Linked DNA regions of Homo sapiens: region 2 is linked to region 1. Evidence: chromatin contacts called from ENCODE Hi-C data. All regions are on one chromosome and are shown on one strand. The core of a region is the stretch at or near the end of the contact, and the rest is flanking DNA. Distances in the headings are between cores, read along the strand shown. Region 1 holds the start of NEDD1 (NEDD1 gamma-tubulin ring complex targeting factor). Region 2 overlaps ELK3 (ETS transcription factor ELK3).

Region 1 (5,392 bases), core at 2,272-4,771:
TTCCTATTTCCTCTTCTCTTTCTTTTCATCTTCTTGTCTTATTGCACTGCCTAGGGCCTCCAGAAGAATGTTGAATAGGACTACTAGTAAGACTGGGTGTTCTTGTGTTAATCTTAGGAGAAGACATTCAGTCTTTCATCATTAACTAAGGTGCTGTCTGTAGGCTTTTTGTAGACGCCCTTGAACCAGTTGAGGATGTTTCCTTCCTTTGTTTTTTTCAGTTTGTCAAGCATTTTAAATCATGGATAGATATTAAATTTAAAAAAAATGTTTTTGCTTCATCTATTGATATAATTATATGGGCTTTCTCCCTCATTTTGTTAATATGGTGAATTATGTTAATTGATTTTTGAGTGTTAAACCAATCTTGGATTTCTCGAAGAAATCTCACTTGATTATAATCCTTTTTATAAATTACTGGATTTACTTTGCATATATATGTGTATCTATATAATTTTGTCTCCATGCATAAGGGATATGAATTATGGATATTTCTTATAATGTCTTTTTCTGGTTTAGTATCAGAGTAATACTGCCTCTAAAAAATGGGTTTAGCAAATATTCTCTTCTTTTCTGTTTTCCTAAAATGTTGAATTATTTCTTCATGTGTTTGATAGAATTCAACAGTAAAGCCATCTGATCCTGGGGTTCCTTTGTGAGATGGCTTTCTTAATTTTGAATTCAATTTTTATGGTACATATAGGGCTATCATATTATCTATTGCTTCTTGTGTCAGTTTTAATACTTGTCTTTCAAGGTATTCATTTGTTTTAGTTGTGACCAAATTTATTGACATGGAGTTGTTTATCCTATTCCCTTATTTTTGTAAATATCCTTTGGATTTGTATTGATGGCTTCTCTTTCAATCTTGATATTGGTAATTTGTGTTTTCTCTTTCTTATTGGTAAGTCTAGCTAGAGATTTCTCAATTTTATTAATCATTTCAAAAATCAGCTTTTGGTTTCATTGATTTTTCTCTATTGTTCATCTTTGTTCAATTTCATTGTTCTGTACTGTAATCTTTGTGTTTAATTTGTTCTCTAAGTTTCTTAAGAGAGAGCATAGATCATTGATTTTGGACTTTTCTTTTTTTCAGAATATAAACACTGATTTCATAATATAAGCACTGATTTAGCTGTTTCCATGAATTTTTATTGTATTTTACTTATCACTCGGTTCAAATATTTTCTGTTATTATTAATATTTGTGATTTGATTTTTTCCTTCACCTATGGGTTATTAGAAGTAAGGTTGTTTTATTTCACGTTTGGGGCTTTTCTAGATGTGTTATTGTTTTTTATTTATATTTAATACTGTTGTGATCAGAGAGTATTGTCTGTAAGATTTATTCTGTTAAAAATCAATTGACTTGTTTTATAGCCCAATATATGCTCCATTTTCATGTGTATTTGAAAAGAATGTTTATCCTGCAGTAGTTGGCTATAGTGTTCTATAAATGTCAGTTAAAATAGTTGATAAGTGTACAGATCTTCCACATCTTTTCTGATTTGTTTTTCTTATCTGGATGTTCTATGAATTACTGAGAAAATTCTGTCAGTCTCCAACAATGACTATGGGTATGCTTTTTTCCTCCTTTAGCTTTGATACTTATTCTTCATATATTTCAAAATTCTCTTACGTTCACCTATACACTTAAAATTGATAATGGCTTGTGGTTATTTACCATTTTATCATTATGAAATATTTCTCTTTGTCTCTAGAAATATTCTTTGTTGTGATGGCTACTTTTGGAAATCTGTATATGTTTATATAATTCATATATTAGCAAGGCTTCTAACATTTGGCATCTATTGTTCGTTAAACTATTATACAGAACTGAGGAAACAGTGTATACATAGGCACAGAGGCACGGACAAAAATGACAGGACTGTTTCAGGGCCAGTAAGATTTGATGAGGCCGCAGCATCAGTGAGGACAGAGGAATGGAGGTTTCCATTTGGCCCTATACGCTGTGTTATGGCTCTTGACTGTATAGCATAAAGGTCTGGGACAGTCTTTGCAGTCTCATGGTCCCAGGTTTAACTTCTGAATCTACCATTTATTAAACTTGTAACCTTGGACAAGTTACTTAACCTCTATTTCCTCATATGTAAAATGGGGACAAATAATAGCACATACTTCATGTGTTTTTAGAAAGATGAAATTATATATATATTGCATACATACACATTACGTCTATATACACAAATACAGTGCTTAGTAAAGTGTTCAATAAATATCTATTTTTATATGTATAACTAGTATTATATCATATAATATGTATATATTATATTACATGTATTATTATATATATTTTCATATAGTCTAGTCTCAATTTTCCTGCTGGCTTCAATTTTCAGAGATTTAATTAATTGCCCTTTTTGTTTGAAGTTTTCTTTTCTCCATTTGCTCCCATTCTCCCTGCCCCCACTCCCTTACCGTACTTTCTTAGTTCCCAACTTTCTGGGCCTCCTCCCTGCCCAAATTGGATTTCATAGCCTCAAGAACTGCAGACTGTACAATTAAGGTAGTTGCTGCTTGCTATCTTTCTCCTTTTGCCACTCCCCCATGAACCTCAGTAACTTGGCTACGATTTCAATTTCTGCTCTGAAAAAATGCACTTATTAGAATTTTCCAATTATCTGCAATATGAATGCAGATAACTGGGGCTGATGTACCTAGTTCAGAAACACACCCCATGTAGTTGTGATGAAAGAATAACACTTTTTGCAGAAGAAATGCTCTATATTTATGATAAATATTCTTAGCAAAAATTGTCAGTAGAGCTATAAAAGGACCTTTGGAAGGGGCACTTGAAAACTCGGCTCAGCAACTTCCTTTTCCACCTTGAAGTATCCCCTTCAAAAGAATTCCCAAACAGATGATGTTTGATGTTCCGGACCTCGCAGCATGATGCGAAAGAAAGATCATGGGTTTTGAAGTAGGTTAGTGCAGACGCCTACTCTTTGGGTTATTTCTCAGCCTGAGCGCGTTTCCTGGCTTGTAAATCGCATGTAGGAATCCTTTCCTAAATCCACATCCACAATAGTTTCCCTTATTATGGGTCTTCGTGCATCTTATACCTTTCATTATCATAGTTTCACTTTCCATTTAAGCATCTAATAACGTCAGCTTCCTATAGTGCATTGTAAGCTCCACAAGGCCAAGGACCACGAGAATTCACTGTACCCCTGTATCCCCAGGCTAAACCATCACTGTACACTCAAGAGTCTAGCACAGTGCCTGGCACACAGTAAACAGCAAGTGAATGACAAGCAGTTGGCAGTGGCCGGAGCTCCGTCGCTGGGGCGTGGAGAGGGCCGCCCCGGCCCGCAGTTCCCGCCCTGACACTGGGATAACTTCCCCCGCGGCTGCCCAGCGCCGCCCTGACCAGACCCTCTGTACCCCGACTTCTGTCCGGCCAGAAGCCACAGCCGCACGCAGCGCCTCGCCCCGTGACGTCACTCGGGGCGGGACTTCCGGCCGCCGAAGTTTAACAGTCCAGGCGGGAGCCGGAAGCCCAGCGCGGAGCCGGCCGCGGCCCCCTGTTGTGTTGCTGCGGAGAGGTGAGGTTCCGGAGGCCCTGAGGTCAGCGGGCCCCCGCCCGCCGCGTCCGCGCACCCTCCCGATCCTAAGACCCGCTCCGTCCCCCTCAGAGGGCGGGGCGGCGGTCCTTGGGCTTTGCGCGCCCGGAGCGGTTGCTGGGCGGGGGCGCGGCGGCGCGCTGGGCTGGGAAGTGTCCGGGGAGGCGCGGGCCGGGGTCGCGCACCTCCCGGAGCCTTGTGGGGTGTGCTGCCTCCGAAAAGTTTGCCTCGTCTCCACAAGTCTGTCTCCTTTTTTGTCAACCTCAAGTACTTTTCTTTTGGCAGGTACTTGGATGCATTTTACAGGTTAGCCTCACTTGAGCTGTTGTCCTGCAAGTAAAGTGTATTTTTGGTGATTGAAAGTTGGAGAACTTTCATTTCAGCTGAGTGGTGTAGTTGAATTGGTTCCTGTAGCCGCTGTCCCTAAACCCAGGCCGACGTTACCGCCTTGTGTCCTGACTGCTAGCTTTCGACGGGACCGTCTTTGAGGGACTCATGTAAAGTCTCTCCCTTAATGCTCAGTTCTTAGAAGACCGAGGTAGGTGGGCAGATGGTCCTCTTCCCCGCCCCGCTTTAAGAGCCGAAAACAAACATTAAATCACCCGGCGAGTTGTGTTTCCTAAGTTGGAGCAGGTCGTTTGAACCCAGTTTTTCTGAGCCCAGGCCTCAGTGATCTACCCACTACACCCCGCAGCTCACCAGGCCTGGTTACGATGCAGTTAGACACAGCTTGCAGTTGTGGTTTACAGGGCTTAGAGCTCGCTTTTCCAGCAATTCATTAGTTGTTCCTTGACTTGGGAACCAAGGGGGCACGTGTTACACATGTTTAAGGCTCCAAATCCAAACATTGTGTTACATCTCTGCAGGTGACTTTAATGGCTTTTAGTAGCACTGTATCGGATGAATGGAGCATAAGGAAGCACATGAGTGAATTACATTAACTTTTTGTCTCGAGAATGAAACGTTTCTATAATTCTGTCTTTAACTTGTCCTCTGAAATGGCTTATACTAGACGTAGGTGTGCTGTTGTATTGGTGACTCGGGGACCTGCCTGTGACATCACTAATGCTGTGCAGTAGTCTTGCACTTTCCATACTAGGAAGGTGTGGGAGGTATAATTCTGTGCCCTCTCCCTTTCCTTTTCTCCCATGTACTTTTGAGCATCTTTTTTTCTCACTTATCGTTCATTACTACCTGTTGCTCTTTAAAGTGCCTGTCTAGAGCAGCTTCTTTGCCTTCTGTTTTCTAGACTTCCTTGGTTTGTGAAATCACCTTGTTAGAATTACGTGTTTCAGCTGTATGCTCTGAATAAATGATTGAAGGCATCGTAGTCCAAGTATTGGTATAGGGACTTAGTGGCGTCTCATTTGACCATATTGCTAATTTTAGAGTTTTGGAAAAACTGGTGTGACTGGATTCTGACCTGCAGAAATGCTAGTTTATCATACTTTTTTTAAAAATTAGGAAGTTACTTATTAGTAGTTATTTGTTGTGAAACTGCTGTGTGCCAGGAATGTTTCAAGACTCTGGTGTGGGGAGACAGACATTATAAGAACAAATAAAAATTTCAGATAGTGGCTGGGCACGGTGGCTCACGCCTGTGGTCCCAACACTTTGGGAGGCTGAGGCGGGCAGATCACCTGAGGTCAGGAGTTCGAGACCAGCCTGACCAACATGGAGAAACCCCGTCTCTACTAAAAATACAAAATTAGCCGGGTGTGGTGGTGCATGCCGGTAATCCCAGCTACTCGGGAGGCTGAGGCAGGAGAATCACTTGAACCTGGAAGGCGGAGGTTGTGGTGAGCCGAG
Region 2 (5,631 bases), core at 1,440-3,939, 690 kb before region 1:
GACCAGTTGGCTGCTTTGATCTAGGAGGCTTATATTCCTTTAACCACCCAATAAAATTTTTGTCTGATGTTTTCAAAGAAGAGATTAAATGAAGATGTGTGTGTGTTGAAGACTGCATAGTGCACACTCTGTGTGGCTACCGGTGAGCCACGTGGCGGGATACAGGACTCAAAGAAGATCACACTGGAGAAGGGAGTGAGTTCATCTTTCTCGCGGGGGAGGGGGAAGCAAAATAAAATTATTTTTTCTAGGCTCTTTAGCTCATTTTGGAAGAGTCTGTGAAGTCAGATCTTACAATACCCATCTTAGAGAAATCGAGAGCCAAAGAAATTGTGATTCATTACACACCTTTTAATTGAGTACCTATTGTTTGTCAGGGGCTGTGTTGGAAGTGCTGGGTAATGCAAGTGAAATGATGGCTAAAAATAAATAGCTGTTTATGTGTTGTGGAAGGCTTCATATAAGGCATATACGAAGGGGGCATAGAAACCTTGTTGAAGGTTTAAAACATATATAAGCCTTTGGCGCAGTGCCATGCTTTTTCCACACACCATCTCATTTAAATTGCCTTGCTGCTTTGTGCTACAGAGAAATAGGGTGTGCTTCTGGGACAATCAGTTATTTCTTTACCCTGCAGATTGACCACCTCTTCTTCTCTAAGCCCAGAAAGAACAAACTCTATCCCAGGAATCTTAAAAAGTTTTGGACTGTTAGGGATCAAGAGGTACCCACACGAGGCAGCCTTGGATGGAAATAGGCCCTTTTCTGTCTTACTGTGGGCCCGCTCTGAAAATGTAGGATAACATAGGGCTGGGTTGTATGGTGGTTATTAGGGTGGGGTGCGGTGAATTCTGTGGGAAAAAGTCGAATGGTTGTAAGACATTTTCTCAGCCAGTGTTAACGAAGCCATCATTTACTACTCACCCATATAAAAGTCACTGACAAACCAATTGAGTTACTTCTAATTTAGCCAGAGACAGCATAGTTCCAGAAGGAAAGAGGGGTGTTCCTACACACAGTAAATTGCATATGTTGTTATTTCAGTGGTTGTCAGTGATTTCCTCTGAAAAATCTCTCTTTTTTTTTGTTTTGTTTTTGAGACAGGTTCATGCTCTGTTGCCCAGGCTGGGGTGCAGTGATGTGATCACAGCTCACTGCAGCCTCAAACTCCTGGGCTTAAGTGATCCTCCTGCCTCAGCTCCCCAAGTAGCTGGGACTACAGGTATGTGTCACCACATCCAGCTAACTTTTGTGTTTTTTGTGGGGATGGGGGTCTCGTGTTGCCCAGGCTGGTCTTGAACTCCTAGGCACAAACTGTCCTCCCTCCTCGGTCTCCCAAAGTGCTGGGATTACAGACATGTAATCCGTTCATTAAAAACCCAGTAATCCTTGCATTGTGCTAGATATTACATTGTGCTAGATATAACATGTACAGGCATGTAATCCCAGCAACCTTTCTCTTTCCCAAGATGGAAGAGTTATTTAAAAAACATTGCAGACTGGGCCAGACACGGTGGCTCACGCTTATAATCCCAGCACTTTGGGAGGCCGAGGTGGGTGGATCACCTGAGGTCAGGAGTTTGAGACCACCCTGGCGAACATGCTGAAACCCTGTCTCTACTAAAAATACAAAAATGAGCCGGAGGCAGTGGTGTGCGCCTGTAGTCCCAGCTACTCGGGAGGCTGAGGCACGAGAATCACTTGAACCTGGGAGGCGGAGCTTGCAGTGAACCGAGATCACACCACTGTGCTCCAGCCTGGGCGACAGAGCAAGACTCTGTCTCAAAAAACAAAACAAAACAAACAAACAAAAAAAAAAACAGCAAAAACCATTGCAGACTGTAAAGAGTAAGTAAATAGGTGAGCAATACCTACTTTTGTTTACCTTTTTTAAAATGAACAATTTGTAGATATTCACAGAATGCAAATACTTGTTAATAAATGAAAAGCTTGGGAGACATGAAGTTGGCCTCATGCCTTTTTTATACACAGTGATAATGATCAAAATAATTTAAATGTCCTTTGAAAATAAATTTAATAGTCTTCCAACTCACAGAAATAATAAAAAACTTCAGAACTTGTATAAGTTTTTTTTTCAAATATTATCCTTATTTACTTAATACCTTACACTTACTCTGTGCTGAGTTATTGCAGATCCCTAATAATATAAAATGTTGTCTTCCAGTTCTTTGACTGAGGTACAGGGTTCATTTTCTATAATGAAATGGCTACTACCCTTTGTCTTAGACAATGATAGTATCATGACATGGAAATGCATAGCAGATACTGGCAGAGGAGTTGAACTCAGCAGAATTTTCAGTAAGAAGTGTTCAAATCCATCTTCATTTCTCTAACCATGCAAAATTTAACAAACGAAAAAAGACATGGGTACCTCATGAGCACCTATTTTGTTTATTCCTTACCCAGAAGTTTTTCTCCTTTTCTTGGGCTCTCATTGCCTTTTTTTTTTTTTTAAGTTGCCTCGTTTCTTATTTCCCACCACATAGAAGCTTAAGAAAATCAAAGCTAATTCTGCCCCCTCAACTCCCACCTCAGTAAAAATGAAACAAGGAACATGCAAAGGGAAGTGCTAGGTTGCCATCAGTAGAAAGAAGAACAAATAAGTGGGCATTTCGACTTCTAAGAATGGAGGCAAAAACCTCATACTTTGCATAAGGGGTCTGTGCGGCCCTTGCTCACATTAAGACGTCGGGCGCCACCTTGTGGCCGACAGGAAGGAGGTCAGCTTCCAAGAAGAGGCCAGTAGCTTTTCGGTGACAGAGGCAGGAGGCAGCTGGGACACCTGAAGCTGGGATCGTGTCATGTGACCTGACAGCTCTCACGTAGGCGGAGGCGGGCACAGCGTAATGAGAATGATCAATATTTCTGTCAATAGCATCTTTCTTTTTGAGGCTCCGTCGGATTAAAGAATGAATCAAAGTTAAATAAAAACATGGGAAAGACTAAAGAGGGACATAAAACCTTTTTTTTTTTTTTTTTTTTTAAAGAGAGATGGTCTCGCTCTGTCACCCAGGCTGGAGTGCAGTGGTGCAATCACAGCTCACTGCAGCCTCTACTTCCCAGGCTTAGGCGATCCTCTCACCCCAGCCTCTTGAGTAGCTGGGTGGACAGGCGCGGACCACCAGACACAGCTAATTTTTGTATTTTTTGTAGAGATGGGGTCTTACTCTTGCCCAGGCTGGTCTCGAATTCCTGGGCTCAAGCGATCCACCCACCTCGGCCTCCCAAAGTGCCAGGATTACAGGCGTGAGCTATCACGCCTAGCCTCAAAACTGTTTTCATAACTGCATTCTTTAAGTGCAAAAAGCTGAAAACAGAATAAGGGCAGAAAATAATCACTCAGAGTCTGCAAAAATGTCCCTCCCCTCTGTGCCAGAGGTCAAGCGTTTTACTCTCGGCCTCTCTACTCTGTGTCTTTTGCCCTGACCAGCCCGTGAATGCCCTCCTGTAGGGCCCCATCTGCAGCGGCTATGAGCGGTGTTGTCATCATTGTCCCTTGGCTTGTCATTTAGAACATCTTTCTTTCTTCGCTATCTGACCCAACAGCTCTCATGTACTTGACTCTCCTTCCTGCTCCAGAGAAACCACATAGATGGGAGCCGAATGTACCCCAGGGAAGGAGAGAGCCCCAGGGACCCTCTTTGCTGAGGTCACACAGCTTGGAGGCCTCAGGGTCAGCATTTAAACCAGTGTTTGTTAAGCTGGAGTCGGAGAATCAGTGCCCTAGCATCTGAGTTTTCTGCAAGCATTTACGATTTTTTGTGCTTTCATATTTGATGATAGACTACAAAACAGAAGCATACTCCAAGTCACCTTATAAACCACAGTCGCCATGTGGCTGAAGAGTCTCCCTGGATTTCAGTGCCTGTGTGGGGCTCATTGCCTAATGGACAAAGAGCCCAGGTGGGTGCTGTAGCTACACAATGCCTTCTAGCCTGGTGAAGGCCATGTGACTCCACAGCAAGCTCTGTGAGGAGGATTCCCTGTAGCTTAAAAGGTAATTGTAGTTAACATTTAAATAGCACTTACTTTGCCCCAGGTGTAGTTTAAGTGCATTATTAGTAACTTCTGTAACTCTTACAACAACCCTGTATGATATGATACTTTTATCATATCAGTCCCATTTTACCTATGAGGATACTGAGGCACAGAAAGGTTAAGTAACTTCCCCAAAGTCCCACAACCAGACAGGACGAGTCTTTGCTGTTGAACCCAGAGAGTCAGGTGCCAGAATCTGCGCTTACCTTCCAAATAGACAAAAGTGCTTCACTAGCACCTGCTTTGAGTTATAGAAAATAGCTAAACAGCTGGATGCGATGGCTCATGCCTGTAATCCCAGCACTTTGAGAGGCTGAGGCAGGAGAGTTGCTTCAGGCCAGGAGTTGGAGACTCCTGAGCAACATACAGAGATGGTCTCCACAAAAAATTAAGAAATGAGCAGGGCGTGGTGGCACATACCTGTAGCCCAAGCTACTTGGGAGCTAGAGATGGGAGGATTGTTTGACCCCAGGAGGCTGAGGCTGCAGTGAGCCAAGATCGTGCCACTGCACTCCAGCCTGGCTGACAGAGTGAGACCTAGTCGAAAAGAAAAGAATTATGCTTCAGTGAAAAACTGCATTCTTGACTCTAGAGAAGACTCCCTCCGGATGATGTGATTCTGATTTTTTGGAAGGTATTTTACAACGTTGTTGACTATAGGTAACTGATCATGAAATAATTCTCGTCTATAGACAGCCAAATTCTGTCTTACAGAGTGCCATTGACTCCCACCCCTAGTTTTGCCTCCATTTAAGCATTTATTTCAATGTTCTTCTTCTATAAATGCCTCTATTATTCAGATGCTTTTTTGAACTCATTATAACGTCTGCCTGGTTCCCTACTGAATTATGAGTGAAATAAAATCTCGAACGTGTTCATTTTGATATCTGTATGAGAGCCATGATTTAACCCTCTTTTGAAAATTATTTTTTAACAAACCAATTCCTCAGCTGGGCACAGTGGCTCACACCTGTAATCCCAGCACTTTGGGAGGCCGAGGCGGGCAGATCACCTGAGGTCAGGAGATCGAGACCATCTTGGCCAACATGGTGAAACCCTGTCTCCACTAAAAATACAAAAAAATTAGCTGGGCGTGGTGGTGCGCACCTGTGGTCCCAGCTACTTGGAAGGCTGAGGCAGGAGAATCGCTTGAACCCGGGAGGCAGAGGTTGCAGTGAGCCGAGATCGCACCACTGCACTCCAGCCTGAGGGACAAAGAGAGACGCCGTCTCAAAAAAAAAAAAAAAAAAAATCATTTGTCAACACTGAGAACGAAAATCACTTTTCCTCCTCCTCCTTTAAAGGAGGTATGCATATGATTCACGTTTGACAAGCTGCTCTAAATCATCTAACTTCACTCTACCATGGCAGATCACAGCTCTGCATTACAAAGGGAAAGGAGTTGGGGCAAGTAACAGGTGGTTTTGCCCTCTGGAGTAGGAGTGGGTGGACCTCAGCCCCCTGTGACCATGGTCCTGGTCAGTGCTGGTAGAAATGGTGAGAGACCAGCCAGAGACGGGAAGGCCCTGCAGGCTGCAAGGTTGAGGTGAGGTCAGAGGAATCCAGAAAGTA

The links. A loop is a pair of places that touch in the nucleus more often than their neighbours do. Pooled maps may share reads with other maps.
Region 2: a map with no recorded cell type shows a loop between it and region 1 (4-fold over the local background). The contact joins the enhancer-like site here to the promoter of NEDD1 in region 1. A Hi-C loop is called at or near these places in 2 of 168 maps with a recorded cell type or tissue (B cell and naive thymus-derived CD4-positive, alpha-beta T cell), 1 of 37 single-sample maps with no recorded cell type and 9 of 50 pooled maps.

What each region holds. Positions count from the first base shown.
Region 1 is chr12:96,903,736-96,909,127 of GRCh38, forward strand. NEDD1 (NEDD1 gamma-tubulin ring complex targeting factor) reads left to right here and starts at 3,522. Exons shown (of 16, transcript NM_152905.4): 1 at 3,522-3,565; 2 at 3,869-4,121. RefSeq lists a silencer at 3,555-3,834 and enhancers at 4,075-4,164, 4,205-4,344.
Region 2 is chr12:96,212,647-96,218,277 of GRCh38, forward strand. All of the region lies in intron 1 of ELK3 (ETS transcription factor ELK3), which reads left to right. Among named protein-coding and RNA genes, the nearest start is that of ELK3, 21 kb to the left of the region's middle. Within about 2 kb of position 2,690, at least 8 of the 41 ENCODE cell types and tissues checked have a DNase peak (open chromatin) inside an H3K27ac peak, as active enhancers do.